2 separate regions of the Homo sapiens genome follow, and region 2 is linked to region 1. A link is an interaction called in ENCODE POLR2A ChIA-PET data of the cell type or tissue named here. Cell type or tissue: GM12878. All regions are shown on one strand. Each heading gives the region's core, and the rest is flanking DNA. Links, peaks and the distances in the headings are about the cores only.

Evidence for each region. ChIA-PET counts read pairs that join two places held together with the same protein. Peaks named below come from ENCODE experiments on the same cell type or tissue, not always from the same donor. Only the 100,000 strongest peaks of a DNase experiment are listed, where the experiment ranks them.
Region 2: POLR2A ChIA-PET joins it to region 1 with 5 read pairs; 7 of 35 experiments call an interaction of 5 or more read pairs at or near these places.

What each region holds. Positions count from the first base shown.
Region 1 is chr2:237,993,994-238,004,045 of GRCh38, forward strand. It overlaps UBE2F (ubiquitin conjugating enzyme E2 F (putative)), which reads left to right. Exons shown (of 10, transcript NM_080678.3): 4 at 751-816. UBE2F-SCLY (UBE2F-SCLY readthrough (NMD candidate)) reads left to right here. Exons shown (of 19, transcript NR_037904.1): 4 at 751-816. Among named protein-coding and RNA genes, the nearest start is that of UBE2F, 32 kb to the left of the region's middle. In GM12878, for the core only: no CTCF peak of the experiment used is centred there; a DNase peak (open chromatin) is centred at 4,758; H3K4me3 peaks cover 344 bases; H3K27ac peaks cover 608 bases.
Region 2 is chr2:238,065,135-238,075,186 of GRCh38, forward strand. SCLY (selenocysteine lyase) reads left to right here. Exons shown (of 12, transcript NM_016510.7): 3 at 2,931-3,031; 4 at 4,163-4,343. UBE2F-SCLY (UBE2F-SCLY readthrough (NMD candidate)) reads left to right here. Exons shown (of 19, transcript NR_037904.1): 10 at 2,931-3,031; 11 at 4,163-4,343. Among named protein-coding and RNA genes, the nearest start is that of SCLY, 9.2 kb to the left of the region's middle. In GM12878, for the core only: no CTCF peak of the experiment used is centred there; no DNase peak of the experiment used is centred there; H3K27ac peaks cover 619 bases.

The DNA.
Region 1 (10,052 bases), core at 1,436-9,435:
CAAGCTGATTTACCACTTAGGTAGTAAAGGTATTTTTTAAAAAGACAAAAGATTATGGTAAACTCTGGCTGGGTGGGAGCTAAGTCCTGGGCGCACTCTTCTTCTTCTTCTTCTTCTTTTTTTTTTTTTTTTTTGAGGCAGAGTTTCACTCTTGTTGCCCAAGCTGGAGTGCAATGGCGCGATCTTGGCTCACTGCAACCTCCATCTCCTGGGTTCAAGTGATTCTCCTGCCTCAGCCTCCCAAGTAGCTGGGATTACAGGCGTAAGCCACCATGCCTGGCCAGCACCCTTCTTTATAAAGAACTTCCATTTACCATGGTGACTGAATGTCTGTGGTGCTAGGGCAACAGAGTTGACCTGGGCTCTTTCCTGGTTTTTTCGTGTTTAGTTAGCCTTTGCCTGCATGTATTAATCTCCCTGAGATATGGTTTCTTCTTGTCAAAGTACAGTAGCATAATTCTTGAAATAAATGGTTTAGTGACCACTTAAAGGTTGAAGGAAAACATCTCTATTTGGAATTAACTAGTAAAACACTGTAAGGAGAAAAGCACATGACAAAAACCACTGGTTTGCAATTTTAGAGTATTGGCACGATTATTATCAGACAAATAGGGAGGGAGATCTACCAACTTTCCATAAACCATACGAATCCCTGTAGCACCGCTAACTTTACACGTGTTCAAAGGTTAGCGTCAACATATGGACTGCTGCTCACTGCCAGACCTTCCTGATGTGCTGTTTCTTTTGCAGGTACATGTAAAGTGCATTTTCCTGATCCAAACAAGCTTCATTGTTTTCAGCTAACAGTAACCCCAGGTAATATTCTTACATAAGTATTAAAGTGATTTCAAACAGCGAATTATAAAGGCTGCCCAAACCTGTAATCTTTGCTTTGGTTTGTCCTCTAGCTTTTAAAAGATTAACACATTAATAACAATTTCATATGAAGATAAGATATATACTTCATAGTGAATGAAATAAAGCATATTAAAGTGAATTTGAGGCATTCAGTGTACACTCTCAATAATGATGTATAAATATAACTAAAGTTAATGACAGCTGAGGCAGTTGGTGTATAGTGAAGAGTGTGGGCTCTGAAGTCATAAGTGGGTTCCAATCCTTTTCCCTTACGTAGGAATAGTGTGACCTTGGTTAAGTTGCTTAACCTTTTAGCCACAGCCTGCCTATCTACAAAGTGGGATCAAATAGGACCTATCTCATAGGACAGTTGTGGGGATTAAACAGATAGTGTGGGTAAAGCACTTAAGCCCAGGGTCTGGCACACAGAAGCAGACAGAAGATTACCAGCTGTCCTCAGTAAGACGGATAAGTGTCTAATCCCTAAGCTGCCCCAGCATGGCAACATATTTCTTCTTGGTCAAAGTGACAGCAAGAGGAGGACTTGTATATTTTCTAGTTACAATGCAGCTCCAAGAGCTGCAGATTCCCACACTTCACAACCCACTGGTGTTTATGTTGGACAGTGGGTGGCAACCGGTCGATGCTGTTGTGGGGAATTAACAAGAGGGAAGGACGTTTGGTGGTGGAAATATAGGGTGTTATTTTATTTGGGGGATGGAAAGGTAGTGAGAAACTGAGAATTATTAGTCACTAGCTAATTAAAATGTGGAAAAGAATACAGGATTTTGGTAGGTGGCAATGAACCCACAAATAAGTCCCGGCCTTGTCTCTCTGTAGGTAGGATGGGCTTTTTCTGTGGAAGATGTTTGATAATAATAGCACAAGAAATCCTGGTTTCAAAATATCAAAATATGCTTGAAACCTTAAAAAAAATTCTATTTTATCTATGTGATGGTTCCACAAAGGGCTCTGGAAGTATAAATCAGTCTGATACTGATTCTTCTAAGATAAGGAGAGTACTTGGGTATAGGAGTTAATACTAGAACATCATCATTATGTATATATTTTTCTTTTCTTTCTTGTTTTTTCTATTAGCTGTACTTTATGCCAAATAGAACACCATCATTAGAAAGCAGAGTGTTCCACATGCCTGACATCTATAGATAAATGTAGTGAAGGGCTTTAAACTGTGAAATGATGAAAACTCTAACGATCCTTTGGCTGCCTTCCTAAAACACATTGCATATTGTGCTGTTTTTTACGAGAGGTATTGAGCACACTCTAATGCTTTCTTGGTGACTCAAGGTCACTGCTATGGACATCATTTACTATTCTGTTAAGTAATGTAGGGTATTCTCAGAAATCATTGTAGTGATTAAGATTGGTTCTCTGTTTACTAATTTCAGACTTGTGTGTTTATAGTAAAATATTTTCTTTCATCTGCCTTTCTAGGGCATTTTCAATGGCTATCAGGGATTCTGTGGCTCTGCCCATCCCAAGCATGGGCTTTGTGGTCCTTGGCCACTCAAAGATGTTTGTTGATTTTTCCAGGCTCTTTACTGTCATGTGATTGGGTTTCTGGCAAGTCTGGATAAATGTTTCTTCCCCGCCTCCCCTCCGCGTTTTTTTTTTTTTTTTGAGACCAAGTCTCACTCTGCCACCCAGGCTGGAGTGCAGTGACGCAATCTCGGGCTCACTGCAACCTTCGCCTTCCGGGTTCAAGTGATTCTCCTGCCTCAGCCTCCTGAGTAGCTGGGATTACAGGCATGCGCCACCATGCCCAGCTAATTTTTGTATTTTTAGTAGAGATGGGATTTCACTGTGTTGGCCAGGCTAGTCTCAAACTCCTAACCTCAGGTGATCTGCCAGCCTCGGCTTCCCAAAGTGCTGGGATTACAGGTGTGAGCCACTGCGCCCAGCCCCCCTTATTTTTTAACTGAAATTTTTTACTGAATCACTTTAATGTTGTGATTATTGTATATATGACAGCATCTTTGATGTTGGTCTTAGAATTGTCCTTGAAAATGGAGCATAATTGTTACAGTTTTTGTACTCACTGTTCTATCAGATTAAAAAGTAACCTGTGGCTGGGCCCGGTGGCTCATGCCTGTAATTCCCGCACTTTGGGAGGCCCAGGTGGGTGGATCACTTGAGGTCAGGAGTTCGAGACCAGCCAGGCCAACATAGTGAAACCTCGTTTCTACTAAACATACAAAAAAATTAGCCCGGTGTGGTGGTGGTGCGTGCCTGTAATCCCAGCTACTCAGGAGGCTGAGGCAGGAGAATTGCTTGAACCCAGGGGGTGGAGGTTGCAGTGAGCTGAGATTGGCCCAGTGCACTCCAGCCTGAGCGACAGAGCTGTCTCAAAAAAAATAAAAAAAATAAATAAAAAGTAACTTGTGTCTTGGTACCTGTAAATACTTAATGCCTGAATATTCATATTTTTAATAAGTGTACTTCAGGGACATTAACATTGAGCTGTGCACAGCATGCTTTTTAGATACTGTGTATATGCCCTTATTTTGTGATGTCTGTGAATTAGAAAGCTGTGGTGATGCCTGCCCTTTGATTATTAAGAGAAGTGTGGCCGAGATATGCCAACCGGAAAAACTTGCTTCATATCATGGTTTTTAAAAAAAATTTTAGAATCCTGCTCCTCTTCATATTGAAAACAAATTACAGTGATATGTCTAAGTTGTGAAGTTTTAACAATATATGAAATAAAATGATTTTGAAATGGACTCATTTGTAGCCAGTAATCCTGGAGCTAGGGCTGAAAACTCACTAATATCTATGATCTGGGGGTTAGAATGGTCAAGAGTGGAAGAATTGCGTCTGCATTTTCAGCTCACACCTCTTTATCTGGCTCCTGTTCACACTTGCTAACATTTTGATAGTTTTGTTTGCTTTTGGAGTGGTTGCTCATGCTTGGGAATAAATACACTCTTTAGAGAAAAACATGGAAATGTAATTTGGTGATGGGGAAAAGAAAGGGACCGAATTTAGAAAAAAAGCGTCCACATCATCTCGCAAAACAAGAAAAAGTAGTAATAAGTGAAATGAAACAAAACAAAAACGTAAAAGATAGCCTGAAATATCCCGTGGAGGCTTCTGTGAAGTTAGTGGGACAGTTTGAAAAACTGGACCTGTTCAGTGAGTGGCCTGGCTGACATGTTGATGAAGGTCACCTCAGCCTGCCCTGCTGTGATGGTGGTGATGGTTTTAGGCTGAAGGGAACATGGCTTTAAGTAACAATGACAATTTTTTAAATTTAAATTAAAAATTTTATAATCAGTTTTACTGAGGTATAAAATTATAAACAATAAAATGTACTAATTTGAAATGTATAGCTTACATTTGGAAAATGTATACACATATGTAACCATAACCCCAATAAAGATGAAAAACATTTCCATCATTCCCAAAGTTTCCTTCTGCCTCTTTGCAGCCAGTTCCTTGCCCCCTACACCACCATCCAAAATTCCTTTCTGATTTTTATTTCCATAAATTAGTTTTTCTTGTTCTTGAATTTTTTATATGTAAATGGAATCTTATATATGTACTCTTTGTCTCTGACTTCTTTCACTTAACATAGTTTTAAATTTACACATGTTGTGTGAATCAGTAGTTTATTCCCTTTTTATGGAATTTTAATGAATATGTCATAATTTATCTTCCTAGTGATAGACATTTGAGTAGTTTCTAGGTTTTGGCTAGTATCAATAAACCAAAAGCTATGAGGTTTGACTGCCGTGAGCTTTTTTTTTTTTTTTTACAAGCTTTTCGTGTTCATAGTTTTCCTTTCTCTTTAATTCTACCTAAGAGTGGAATTTTTGAGTCATAGGAAAGATAACATGTTTAACCTTTTAAGAAACTTTCCACTGTGGTTGTGCCATACCCTGACCAGCACTGTATGAGAAGTTTCCATTGTTCTACACATATATCAACATTTGGGTGTGAAATGGTATATCATTGGGGTTTTTATTTGCATTTCCCAGTGACAGATGATGTAGAGTATCTTTTCATGTATTTACGGGCCATTTATACATCGTCCTTTCTGAAGTGCCCCAGTCTTTTGCCCTAAAAAAACTTTTTATTTTGTGCTGTGGTCTGAATACAAGTCTTTTGTCAGATGCATGAGCTGCAGATATTTTCTCCCATTCTGTGACTTTTCTGCTCATTTTTAAAAATGCTGTCTTTTGTTGAGGAGGAATTTCTTTTATTTATTTATTTATTTTTTTTTTTTGAGACAGAGTCTCGCTCTGTCACCCAGGCTGGAGTGCAGTGGTGCAACTTCACCTCACTGAAATCTCTGCCTCCCAGATTCAGGCGATTCTCAGGCCTCAGCCTCTTTTACTTAACGTAATGTTTTTGAGTTTCATCCATTGTAGTTTTAGTAGAGACGGGGTTTTGCTGTGTTGGCCAGGATGGTCTCAAACTCTTGACCTCAAGTGATCCGCCCACCCTGGCCTCCCAAAGTGCTGAGATTACTGCCATGAGCCACCACATGTGGCTGAAGTTTTAATTTTTATGATGTGCAGTTTATCAGTTTTTTAATGGTTTGTGCCTTTTATGTCCTGTCCAGAAATTTTTGCTTACCTGAAACTTATAAATATATGCTCCTATGTTTTTTTCCTAGAAGCTTTAGGATGGTAGGTTTTATGTTAAGGTCCATCAGCCATCTTGAATTGATTTTTGTATGTGGAGTAAGACAGAGGTTGAGATTTACTTTATCTATCTAGATATCCAGCTGTTTCAATGAAAAGACTTTCCTTTCTTCATTGAATTACCTTGAAAGCTTGACCAAACAGCATTGACTGTATATGTGTAGTTCTGCTTTTTGGACTTGATTCTGTTCCATTGGTCTGTGTTTACCCTTAGGCCCGTACCACACTGTTTTAATTGTCGTAGCTTTATATAGTACTTATTTTGAAATTCATAGATGTTAAGTATTTTGATGTTGTTCTTTTTTTTTTTTTTTTTTTTTTGAGACGGAGTCTCACTGTGTCGCCTAGGCTGGAGTGCAGTGGCGCGATCTCAGCTCACTGCAACCTCCACCTCCCAGGTTCGAGCGATTCTCCTGCCTCAGCCTCCCGAGTACCTGGGATTACAGGTGCACACCACCATACCCAGCTAATTTTTATATTTTTAGTAGAGACAGGTTTCACGATGTTGGCCAGGCTGGTCTCAGTCTCCTGACCTCGTGATCCACCCACCTTGGCCTCCCAAAATGCTGGGATTACAAGCGTGAGCCACTGCGCCCAGCCCAGAATATTCTTACTAGTCTACTAATATCTGTAAGACTTATATTGATGTCGCCTTTTTCATTACTGATACAGTAATTTGTGGCTTCTCATTTTTCTTGATCATGTTAGCTAAAGGTTTATGCAGTTGATTTTTGCAAAGAACTGACTTTTTTCTCAATTGTTTGCCCATTTCATTTATTTCTGCTCTTTGTTATTTCCTTCCTAATACTTTGGTTTTACTTTACTTTTTCTAGCTTCTTGAAGTAGATCCTAGATCATTGGTGTGTATGTATCTATTTTAGTGTTTTTAAAAGTAATGTTGATTGAGATATAAGTTACATTCTTTTACTTAACGTAATGTTTTTGAGTTTCACCCATGTTGTTAATCAGTATTCTGTATTTTGTATTGTTGAATTGTATTCTATTGTATGGACGCATACCAGTTTATTTACCCGTTGACCAGTGGACGAACCTTTGTGTTGTTTCCACTTTGGGGCTATTATACATGAAGCTGTTAAAATTTTTTATGTGCAGGTCTTCATTTGCCAGTATGTTTTTATTTCTTCTGGGTAAATACAAAGCAGTTAAATTACTGGGCCATGTGGTAAGAGTAAGTTTAACTTTATAAAACCACCGCCATTAAGTTTTCCAAAGTTTTGCATTCCTACTAGCAATGAATGAGAATTCCAGTTTCTCTATATTCTTACTGACAACTGGTATTGTCATTCTTTTCAATTTTAGCCATTCTAGTAGGTATATATCTCATTATAACTTTAACTTGCATTTCCCTAATGACTAGTGATGGTGATCTTATCATTTGCTTGTTTGCTACCTGTATATCTTCTTTGTTCAAGTGAGTCTTCAAATATTTTGCCCATTTAAAAATATGATTGATTGTCTTTTATTTTTTATTTTTTGAGATAGAGTTTTGCCTTTTTTTTTTTTTTTTTTGAGGTCAAGTTTCACTCTTGTTGCCCAGGCTGGAGTGCAATGGTGCAATCTCGGCTCACCGCAACCTCCGCTTCCTGGTTCAAGCGATTCTCCTGCCTCAGCCTCCCAAGTAGCTGGGATTACAGGCATGTGCCACCACGCCCGGCTAATTTTGTATTTTTAGTAAAGACAAGGTTTCTCCATGTTGGTCAGGCTGGTCTCGAACTCCTGACCTCAGGTGATCTGCCCGCCTCAGCCTCCCAAAGTGCTGGGATTACAGGCGTGAGCCACCACACCCAGCCTGATTGTCTTATTAAGTTGTAAGCTTTCCTTATATACCTTGATATGAATCCTTTATCAGATATGTGGTGTTTTTTTTTAAAGGGTTTTTATTGATATTACATATAGAAAAAATTCTGATTAGAGACTTCTACAGCTAGATTATAAATCTTATATAGTTATGTGTGTATTCCTCTAAATTTGTTTCAGAATATATCAGTCATTAGGCCGGGCCCAGTGGCTCATGCCTGTAATGCCAGCATTTTGGGAGGCCAAGGCGGGTGGATCATGAGGTCAGGAGATCGAGACCATCCTTGCTAACATGGTGAAACCCCGTCTCTCCTAAAAGTACAAAACAAAATTAGCAGGGTGTGGTGGCGGGCGCCTGTAGTCCCAGCTACTTGGGAGGCTGAGGCAGGAGAATGGCGTGAACCCAGGAGGTGGAGCTTGCAGTGTGCCGAGATTGCGCCACTGCACTCCAGCCTGGGCGACAGAGCAAGACTCCGTCTCAACAAAAAACAAAAAACAAAACAAAACAAAAAAGAATGTATCAGTCATTAGATTATTGATGTTTTCTTATTTTGAAATTTTAATTTATAAAAACTCCCTGATACATGATAATAAACGTGCAGCTTACATTGAGTCATAAACGTTTAGTGGATTTATTTGCTATCCCCATCATGTTTGGTTTGTTTCAGAGCTTTGGAGCTTTAGGAGGAGAAGTTTCTGAATGTGTAATAAAGGAATATCCCAATTTTTTTTTTTTTTTTTTGAGACAGAGTTTTGCTCTGTTGCCCAGGCTGGAGTGCAGTGACACAAATCTCAGCTCACTGCAACCTCTGCCTCCCAGGTTCAAGCGATTCTCCTGCCTCAGGCTACCAAGTAGCTGGGATTACAGGCATGCGCCACCACACCCAGATAATTTTTTTTTTTTCCTCTTTCTGTTTTGTTTTTGTTTTTGTTTTTGTTTTAATTATACTTTAAGTTTTAGGGTACATGTGCACATTGTGCAGGTTAGTTACATATGTATACATGTGCCATGCTGGTGCGCTGCACCCACTAACTCATCATCTAGCATTAGGTATATCTCCCAATTTTTATATTTTTAGTAAAGACGAGGTTTCACTATGTTGGCCAGGCTGGTCTCGACCTCCTGACCTCTGGTGATCTTCCTGCCTCGGCCTCCCAAAGTGCTGGGATTACAGGCATGAGCCGCTGCACCTGGCCGGAATATTCCAATTTTTGAGCAAAGAATTACAGTTGGTAAACCTGAAACCTGAGATGGTTCCATGCATGAACATTTTGTTTTTTTGTTTTTTTGAGACGGAATCTCACTCCATCACCCAGGCTGGAGTGCAGTGGCGCGATCTTGACTCACTGCAATCTCCGCCTCCTGGGTTCAAGCGATTCTCCTGTCTCAGCCTCCTGAGTAGCTGGGATTACAGGTGTGCACCACCACGCCTGGCTAATTTTTATTTTATTTATTTATTTTTTTTATTTTTAGTAGAGACAGGGTTTCCCCATGTTGGCCAGGCTGGTCTCGAACTCCTGACCTCAAGTGATCCATCTGCCTTGGCCTCCCAAAGTGCTGGGATTAAAGGCATGAGCCACCATGCCCGGCTGACGCATGAATGTTTTGGAACAACATTTAAATAGTTATGGACATGTAAGGAAGATAAGGAAATGGAGCAGAGCACCAGAGTAGACCTATTACCTTGACCAACATCCTGACCATGTAGTAGTTTACATGTAGTTTATTGTTAATATGTAAAGGTTTCAGACACATAAAATTTATACTCTCATCCCTGTTTCTTTCTAGCTTGATTTTTAATTTTAGTATGGAGATAAACATTATAAGGGGGATAAATTTGAAGAAGCACAGTTTTTTTTTTTGGTGGAATCTTTTCTTTCAAATAATCTTAAAAATACAGATGCCAATTTTCTTGCGATGTAGAATAGAAATGTGATGTTAGCTCTTAAAATGTCAGTTATCTGCCAAAGCATTCTCTTAACTTTCATCAGGAAAACATTGACTGCTCTCTCCTTGCTCCTTCCAAGAATTTGGCTGGTGTGATGCTTCTTTGCTTACTGTGCCTACTGAGTAGGCCACCCCATCATCTGATACAGAGACACCTGATCTGTTCTCACATTGGTCTGTCCCCTGCCTTAAATGTAACTCCAAGTCAGATTCTCTCGTGGGATGCTCAGGCTTCCTGAAGTGAGTATGACATGAATTGTTTTAAAAACCATTCATTTCCATGGGCAAAAACAGATTCTGGTGGTCTCCAGTAAAAATGTATATAGTGCGTATAAAATCTCCAAAACTGACATAGTATTTAAATCTTAAGTTTTTTGGCATTTAAAAAATTACCACCACTCTTTAAGTTTCCCGTTCCACCTGATGGTGTCTTTTATGTGGCACAGGCTTTTTATCTTTTTTAAGAATCATGTTTAGTGGGCTATAATTTACATACAGTAAGTTTGCCATTCTTAGATAGACAGCTCTCTGCCTTTTGACAGGCCTACGCACTCACATAACCACCACTGCAATCTTGAGGAAGTTTCCATCACCTCAAAAAGTTGCCTCGATCTGCTTTGTAGATCCCCTCTCCATCCCCAGCCCCTGGCAATCATCGACCTGATTTCTTTCCCTGTAGTTTTCCCTTTACTAGGATATTATTTAAATGAACCCAAACAATATGCAACATTTTGTATGTGGCTTCTCCCACTTAGTGT
Region 2 (10,052 bases), core at 672-8,671, 70 kb after region 1:
GCCAGGCCATACGATTTAGTAACACTTGCGTACAATTTACAGGTTTAATACGTTCTCCTATCCATTTGCTTATTAAACGTTTCACGGCAACTTAATAACAAAGCCCTTCAGCTCAGATACTAGTCATTCATTAACTTATTTGTTGGCTTATTTGTTGGTCTATTCTGGCTAATCTTCTGCACATTGCCTCGTATCCAGTCTCTCCTCTAGTAAAATTGAAATTTCTGACGTATTAGACTTGAAAATATGGAGAATAATTAAATGCCGATGACAGGCATTGTCTCATGAAAAAGTCTGGGAATCGCTCTCAGGGAGAAATCATGTTCTGGACCTGAATGAAGCCTGGCAGTGGCTTTTAGGTTTCCTTGATAGCCTTTGTTTCCACAAATTAAGAACCATAAACTCAAAAGTGTTGCAGTTCACTTTGTGTTGCTACTCAGATCGAAATGCAAAAGAAAAAAAATCAATTTATAGAGTGGTTTAATTATTTTCACAATATTGTTATTTAAACTAATAATATTTTATTTTATTATTATTATTATTATTATTATTATTATTTTGAGATTGAGTCTCGCTCTCGCCCAGGCTGGAGTGCAGTGGTGCAATCTCGGGTCAATGCAACCTCCGCCTCCCGGATTCAAGCGATTCTTCTGCCTCAGCCTCCCAAGTAGCTGGGACTAGAGGCACGCGCCACCATGCCTGGCTAATTTTTGTATTTTTAGTAGAGACGGGGTTTCACCATCTTGGCCAGGCTGGTCTTGAACTCCTGACCTTGTGATCCACCCACCTCGGCCTCCCACAGTGCTGGGATTACAGGTGTGAGCCACCATGCCCAGCCTAAATATTATCTAAAGCCTTTGAGGGAAATTTATTTTAAGGAATATGTTGAGGATGTGGGGATTTTACATACCTAAGATATTTATCACAGTCTTGCTTATAATAGCAAAACAAACAAAAACCCTGAAAATAAGCTCAGCATTCATGAATTTTTATGAAAAATAAACTATCTTCGGCAAAACAAGAAACCTAGTGAGCATTGCACTGTTGTGCATGTGGAAGTCTCTTTACTGCCTGTTGCTGGAAGATAGCTGGCGCTCATACCTCCCCGTCCAGCCCACTGCAGTCACATCATAGTGACGGAAGCCTCTGGAAGGTTCACCATATACCTGTGAGAAAAGGAGCGTGAAAAAGGCAGTTCTTCTCTTAGTATCATCATGAAAACAGTTTTGACTTTGTGGACCTCCTGAGAGGGCCTTGGGGTTTTGGAAACCGCTGACGTAAGCAGCACTGACTGAGCACCAGCTGTGTACTCAGCACCCTGTTGGGGGAGGGATGAAGCACGGTGCCCAAAATGTATTTGGGTTTTCGAGGCATTACTTTGTCCACTATGTGGAGAATGGACCCTGGTGGGGGCCTGCTAGGAGAACATCACAGCAGTGGCCTTGGCTTGGTTGGTGGCTGGGCGGTGGAGAGGCAGAGTCAGGTTTGGAACATCGTTTGAACACAGAGCCTACAGCATTTGCTGGTGGATTAATTGGCGGGGAATGAAAAGGGAAAGAGCCCACGCTTTTGCCCTGGGCTGCTGAGGGATGGAGTTGCCATTTCCTGAGTGTATTAGTCTGTTCTCATGCTGCTAATGAAGATGTACCTGAGACTGGGTAATTTATAAAGGAAAGAGGTTTAATTGACTCACAGTTTCCCATGGCTGGGGAGGCCCCACAATCACGGAGGAAGGCGAAAGAGGAGCAAAGTCACATCTTACATGGCAGCAGAGAAGAGTGTGCGTGCAGGGGAGCTCCCCTTTATAAAACCATCAGATTTCATGAGACTGATTCACTATCACGAGACTAGCATGGGAAAGACCTGCCGCCATGATTCAGTTACCTCCCACCGGGTCCCTCTGATGACGTGGGAATTATGGGAGCTACAATTCAAGATGAGATTTGGGTGGGGACACAGCCAAACCATTATCACTGAGAGAGGGAAGGCTGAGAGTGAGGGTGACAGTTTATTACGGTGACTTTTAGTGTCACCAAGAAAAATGATGGAGTTTTCCTAAACACCACTTAGGTGTTTAGGAAACTACTACTAAAACTGACATCTATACAGTAGCGTTAAGGAGCAGCAGAATTACTTTGCATATTTATTTTACCTCAGCTTTTTATATTTCTCTTTTTTATGATGTTTCGTAATAGTATATGTTTTAGCGGTGCCTGCTCAATTTTTTCTTATTTTTAAATAAGACTGAATGGTCAAAAAAGTTTGGGGACTCCTGGTGTGTACACTAAGAATGGTCACTGAAACTTTCGGCATTCCCATGCCAGAGCCTTTCCTTCTTTGCCCCATCAAGCATGGTTGCTGTGTTTTCCTTCTAGCCAGTGAAACTGGGTGATGGCCGGATGCATAGCCCTGTTTGAAAGCAGGTGTGTCCCTGAGACAGTAACCTTTGTAGCCCAGGTACCCTGTGGGCGACATGCAAAATGAGATATGGCACTGGACTTCGCGTCGAGTCATGAGTTCTGTTTTTGCTTATTTTTGTTGTTTGCAACTCATTCCATCCTTTCATTCTCCTCTCTTGATGAATGGGAAGCAAGGCAGATGGCCACAGCTGCCCTCCCTCTAGCATCCAGTAAGAAGAAAGCCACATCTTGGGGGACGTCCAGGTTCATAGCCAGACTCCCTTACTTGTTTCTGGGTCTCATGGAGTTAATAACTCTCAGTTTGGTCCCTGGTTCGCTGCTGTCTCGGCCGCCCCTTTGCCGGGTTGTGTCTAGGTTGTAGCATTTTGCTGTGCTCACATTAAGGGGCCAGGTTTTGTCTTAGAACGGCCCACGCAGACCTCTTATTCCTTTGTATTTGGTTGTCCTTTTAGATGCGTTGATTGAGCTTGGTGAAGCAATGTTAATGAATTTCCTTTTTGGTCCCTCAAGGAAGAAAGGCCAAGGATATTATAAATGCAGCTCGGGAAAGCCTCGCGAAGATGATAGGGGGGAAACCTCAAGATATAATCTTCACTTCCGGGGGCACTGAGGTAAAGCTTCTGAACACACTCACATTCTGTTAACTGTAAGTTATAATAAAATACACAGAAAGTGATTTCCTTTTGCTACATTTTCATTTAAAGAAAGAGTAGGCCAAGTGTGGTGGCTCATGCCTGTAATCCCAGTACTTTGGGAGGCCAAGGCAGGAGGGTTGGTTGAGCCCAGGAGTTTGCGACCTCCCTGAGCAACATAGGGAAAGTCCATCTCTACAAAAAAAAAAAAAATTAGCTGGGCGTGGTGGTGTACACCTGTAGTCCCAGCTACTAGGGAAGCTGAGGTGGCAGAATCATTTGAACCCAGGAATTCAAGGCTGCAGTGAGCTATGATCACGCTGTTGCACTCCATCCTGGGCAAGAGAGTGAGACCCTGTCTCAGAAAGAAAGAGAGTAATGTGTGGTCTTGCTATATTGCATACTAGCTCGAGATAATTAGTATATATCCTTTAAGTAAATTCCAGGTAGCCGATAGGATTTTTGTAATGTAATATGTAAAGTAACCTGCTTTGCATTGTTATTTCCATAAAGGTTTCCCCGTCATTGTTGCCCTGGAATCAGTCCTTTTCATCCCTAATTGATAGATATTTAAGGACTTTCCAAGGTTTTGCTGTAACAAACAGTGCTGCACTTAATAAATAACCTTTATACACACTATTTTGTTTCACTGTGAATGTAGCTGTAGGAAAAAGTCCAAGAACTAGAATTGCTGGGTCACGGGGCTCATTTGGTAGATGTGATAAATGGCCCACAGTAGAGGTTGTACCAATTTATACTCCCACCAATAGTGGGTGGCTGGACAAAATACTCTTTATGGCAGATTTATAAAATTTAAAAATTCATAATATTCTATGCATATAACCACACTGCACTTATACCAATACATTTATATAAATTCTTAAAAATTAATAATATTGCTTAACTATAAAACAGACATAATTGACTGGAATCTCATGTTTTTGAATGTTGGAAAACCCCAAATCTTTCAAAAGGTCCCACTCAGGAAGTTGAATTTCTTTGAAGCTTTTTTGATGTTAGCCACAAAAGAAATTAAGTAACAGAAATTGTTGCTCTGACCCTTACCTCAGCACAGTTTTTGTAAATGCTTTTTTTGCTGTATCTCTGCAGTCAAATAATTTAGTAATCCATTCTGTGGTGAAACATTTCCACGCAAACCAGACCTCAAAGGGACACACAGGTGGGCACCACAGCCCAGTGAAGGGGGCCAAGCCCCATTTCATTACTTCCTCGGTGGAACACGACTCCATCCGGCTGCCCCTGGAGCACCTGGTGGAAGAACAAGTGGCAGGTGAGTGAGTGCAGGGTGGCCCTGGGACCAGCCTGCTGAGCTCCAGCTGCGAGGCGGGAAGTGGCCTGCGAGCAGAGCCCGGGATCCGCTGCAGAGATGTAGATTCAGTGTGCCACTCACTGTAACTCACTGGTTCTGATGAGGAGGCAGGCCCTGGCACCTTGGTGAATAGTTGCCCCTCACTGCACTGGGCTCCCTGGCTGCCCCTCTCGGTGCAGAGGCCAGCTGCCACAAGGGGGTTGGCAAGTGTGGCCAAACTTTCCCTTAGGAAGTTCATTGAGAATGAATATGTAGAACTAGCCATTTGTATAACTGAGTGATATTTGAAACTTGCATGTAATAAATATTTAACCTTTAAATAGTACGCCTGCAAATAGGCAAATGATGCTTGTCATTATTTGGTTTTCATCATAAAATCTCAGCTCCCACTCTCCTCTCACATGAAGGAAAAGGATCAAATAGACCTAAACTTCAGGTGTGAAGCCTGGAATAAGCGAGCTGCCGCACCTGATCTCAGCACCCATGACGCGAGGCCTCCTGCTATGTGTGGAGAAGCGGAGTGAGGTGGTGCCCAAGTGCGGCAGGAGGCGCAGGGGCCCTCAGGGAGGAGGAGGCTCGCTGCAGCAGCAGTGGCCTTGTGGCTGTCACACAGCACGGACAGAGCCACAGAGTCATAGGAAGTCCCAAAAGGGAGTGACATGTTCACCAGGTGTAGATCATTAACTTGTAAAAATGGGGCAGCCAATTAATCAACACTATCCTTGAGACAGATTTTCTTCTCAACCTGAGTTTTCTTGTGTAATCTGTCTGGAAACCTGCAGGTGAATAAAAAGAAAATATTTTTATTTTAAAGATTAAGGGACTGTGGCCAAACTGCTTGGTTTGACTATGAAGCCTTTTTTGAAAAAAAAATTTTTTTGGCTGGGCGCAGTGGCTCAAGCCTTGTAATCCTAGCACTTTGGGAGGTGGAGGCGGGTGGATCACTTGAGGTCAGGAGTTCGAGACCAGCCTGGCCAACATGGTGAAACCCCATCTCTACTAAAAATACAAAAATTAGCCAGTCATGGTGGTACGTGCCTGTAGTTCCAGCTTCTGGGGAGGTTGAGGCAGGAGAATCACTTGGATCCTGGAGATGGAGATTGCTGTGAGCCAAGATCCATTGTACTCCAGCCTGGGAGACAGCAAGACTCCATCTCAGGGGAAAAAAAAATTTATAACATTCTGTTTGTGGTCTTACTTGAATGCTTGCCCGTAGGTAAACATATTCACATGAAGGATTTAGATCCCAAGATTTAATTTTTTGCCACTTAAAAAAATCTAATTTTCTTATTTAAGTACTGTTAGTTTTTGGTACCTTTTTTTTTTTTTCTTTGAGATGGAGTCTCACTCTGTTGCCCAGGCTGATGCATAGTGGTGTGATCTCAGTTCACTGCAGCCCCTGCCTCCCAGGTTCAAGCAATTCTCCTGCTTCAGCCTCCTGAGTAGCTGGGATTACAGGCACACGCCACCATGCCCGGCTGATTTTTATATTTTTAAGAGAGATGGGGTTTCACCATGTTGACCAGGCTGCTCTTGAACTCCTGACCTCAGGTAATCTGCCTGCCTTGGCCTCCCAAAGTGCTGGGATTACAGGTGTGAGCCACCTGAGCCCGGCCAGAGCCCAGCCTCTGGTACCTTTTTTTCCCTATCTTACCAATACAGAGAAGGGCAACTTGGTATACATCATTATTAGTTACTGTTGTAATTAATTAACCTTTTGTTTAAAATTGTACAATTTAAAAAATGTATAGACATGCATGTGATGGAAATAGTTAAAATATTATAGAAAAGTATAAAGTAAAAAGTCTGCCAGGGCACGGTGGCTCACGCCTGTCATCCCGGCACTTTGGGAGGCTGAGGCGGACAGATCACTTGAGGTCAGGAATTTGAGACCAGCCTGGCCAACATAGCAACCCCGTCTCTACTAAAAATACAAAAAAAATTTAGCCGGGCGTGGTGGTGGGCACCTATAATCCCGGCTACTCGGGAGGCTAAGGAGGAGAAGAATCACTTGAACCTGAGAGGGAGAGGTTGCAGTGAGCCAAAATCGTGCCACTGCACTGCAGCCTGGGCGACAGGGTGAGACACTGTCTCCAAAACAAAAAAACAAAAGTCATTCTCCTGCTGCCCCTAAACCTCTGCAGCAGCAACCACTGTTACAGTTTGCCTTGAGTTCTTCTTGTGGATATTATCATTTTAACCACTTCCAGTTTAAGCTAAATAACTTAAAAACCTAACCCCCAGTTCTTGGTTTATCAACACAAGCATCCTCAATGTAAAAATAAGGACTTGGACCTTCATAAGCCTTCCTCGCACTCCCTCTGTCTCCACACATCCCAGTGGATTTCTTGTATATCGGCTTTAATGAGCTATCATTCATCCACTTAAAGTGTACAGTTCAGCAGTTTTTAGTGTGCTCACCAGGTTGTGCAGCCATCACCACTATATTTTTCAGTTATAGAAAATTTTTCTATAATTTTCAGTTATAGAAAATTCTCGCCAGCCCCAAAAGAAACCTTGTACCAGTTAACTGTAAATCTTCATTTCCCTCAACTCTAGGCAACCACTCATCTACTTTCTGTCTCTACAGATTTCCCTATTCTAGACTCCCCTATGAATGGAATCTTATAACGTGCTCTTTTTGACGGGCTTCTTCCATTTAACATAATGTTTTCAAGGTTCACTCATGTTGTAACATGTATTTAATTCATTTTCTACAGATGAACAACATTTCATTGTCTATCTGTACCACATTTGATTTGTCTGTCAGTTGATAGACATTTAGGTTGTTTCCATTTGTTGGCTGTTACGACTAATGTGACATTTGTGCGTATGTTTTAGTGTATTGGTATGTTCTTATTTCTTTTGGGTTTATACTTGAGTGAGATTGCTGGGTCATGCGGTAACTATCTGACAAATGTTAGGTAACTGTTTAACCTTAAGCTTTGTTTTCCAAAGTAGCCACACCACTTAGTACTCCTATTTGCAGTGTCACAGGGTTCCAATTCCTCCATGTCTTTGCTGACATTTGTTATCTGTCTTTTTGATTATTGCCAGCCTAGTAGGTGTAAAGTGGTATCTCATTTTGGTTTTGATTTACAATTCCCTGATGGCCAGTAGTGTTGAGCATCTTTCATGTACTCCTTGGCCATTTGTATATATCTTCTTTGGAAAAATGTCTATTAAAGTCCTTGCTCCTATTTTAATTGGATGACTTGTCTTTTTATTGAGTTGTAAGAGTTCTTTATATATGCTTGATACAAGTCCCTTGTCAGATAGATGATTTGTAAATATTTTCTCTCATTCTGTGGGTTTGCTCTTGCTCTCATGGTATCCTTTGAAGAACAGAAGCTTTTCATTTTGATGAAGTCTATTTTTGTTGTTGTTGTTGTTCCTTGTGTCATGTCTAAGAAGATTTTGTCCTACCCAAGGTCATGAAAATGTACTCATATTTTCTTCTAAGAGTTTTATAGTTTTAGCTCTTACATTTAAATCTGTGGTACATTTTGAGTTAATTTTGTGTGTGGTGTGAGGGAGGAGTCCAAATTTACTTTTTTTGCATGTGGACATCCAGTTGTTCCAGCACATTTGTTGAAAAGACTCTTCTTCCATGGATGGTCTTGGCACCCTTATTGAAAATCAGTTGACCGTAATATGTGAGGGTTTATTTCTTGACTGTCAACTCTATTCCATTTACCTGTATTTCTGTTCTTAGATTGGTACCAAACTGTTATGATTACTGTAGTTTGTAGTAAGTTTTGAAACAGGAAAGTAGGAGTTCTCCAAATTTGTTATTTTTTAATATTGTTTTGGCTATTCTGCATCTGTTGACATCTCAAAAGAATTTTAGGATCAGCTTGTTAAATTCTGCAAAAATCTAGCTAGGAGTTTGATAGGGATTGAATTGAATCTGTAGATGAATTTGGTCAGTATTGCTACCATAACAATATTGTTTTCCAATCCATGAACATGTGATGTCTTTATATTTACTTTAATTTCTTCCAGCAATTTTTGCAGTTTTCAGGATTAAGTTTTTGCACTTCTGTTAAATTTATCCTTAAGTGTTTTATTCTCTTGATACTATTGTAGATGGAATTGTTTTCTTATTTCATTTTTGGATTGTTCATTGCTAATGTATGTAAATGTAGTTGACCCTTGAACAACATGGGTTTGAACTCTGTGGGTCTACTTATATGTGGATTTTCTCCTATCTCTACTGTCTCTGTGACATCAAGATCAACCCCTCTTCTTCTTCCTCCTCCTCAGCCTACTCAATGTGAAGATGATGAAGATGAAGACCTTTATGATGATCTGCTTCCACTTAATTAATAGTAAATATATTTTTATTCCTTATGATTTTCTTAGTATTTTTTCTCTAGCTTACTTTATTGTGAGAATATAGCATATAATATATAATATACAAAATATGTGTTAATCAACTGCTTACGTTATCAGTAAGGCTTCTAGTCAACAGTAGGTTATTTGTTGTTAAGTTTGCAGGGAGCTGGCTGGGTGTGGTGTCTCACATCTGTAATCCCAGCAGTTTGGGAGGTGAAGCGGGGAACGGATCACTTGAGGTCAGGAGTTCGAGACCAGCTTGACCAACATGGCAAAACCCCATCTCTACTAAATATACAAAATTAGCCATGAGTGGTGGCACATACCTGTAATCCCAGCTACTTGGGAGGCTGAGGCAGGAGAATCACTTGAACCCGGAAGGCGGAGGCTGTAGTGAACTGAGATGGTGTCACCACACTCCAGCCTGAGCAACAGAGCAAGACTCCATCTCAAAAAAAAAAAAAAGTTTTTGGGGAGTCAAAAGTTAGACACAAATTTTCGACTACCTGAGGGGTCCACATCCCTAACCCTCACATTGTTCAAGGGTCAACTGTACAGTTGAGTTTGTATGTTACTCTTGTGTTCTGCAACTTTGCTGAATTTATTAGTTTTAATTGTTAGTTTAGTTTAGTTTAGTTTTGTTTTTTTGAGGCACTTTCGCTCTTGTTGTCCAGGCTGGAGTGCAATGGAGTGATCTTGGCTGACTGCAACCTCTGCCTCCTGGGTTCAAGCGATTCTCCTGCCTCAGCCTCCCAAGTAGCTGGGATTATAAGCATGTGCCACCATGCCCGGCTAATTTTGTATTTTTAGTAGAGATGGGGTTTCACCATGTTGGTCAGGCTGGTCTTGAACTCCTGACCTCAGGTGATCCCCCCGACTTTGGCCTCTCAAAGTGCTGGGATTATAGGCGTGAGCCACCATGCGTGGCCTAATTGTTAGTTTCAGTTGGTTTTTTAATGGATTCCTGAGGATTTTCTATATAGAGGGTCATATCATCTACAGCTAGAGATAGTTTTACTTCTTGTTGTCCAACTTGTATTTCTTTAATTTTATTTTCTTGTCTAATTGCCTTGACTAGGACCTCCTGTACAATGTTGAATAGAAGTGGCCAAGGTGGATATCCTTATCTTGCTAGTGATTGTAAGGGAAGGCATTCATTCTTTCATAATTTCATATAATGTTAGCTGTGGGTTTTTTATAGATGGCCTTTATCAGGATGAGGAAGTTCCCTTCTGTGCTTGGTTTGTTGGGTGTTTTTATCATGAAAGGGGTGTTGGATTTTGTTAAATCCATTTATTGAGATGATCATTTATTGAGATGATCATGTGGGTT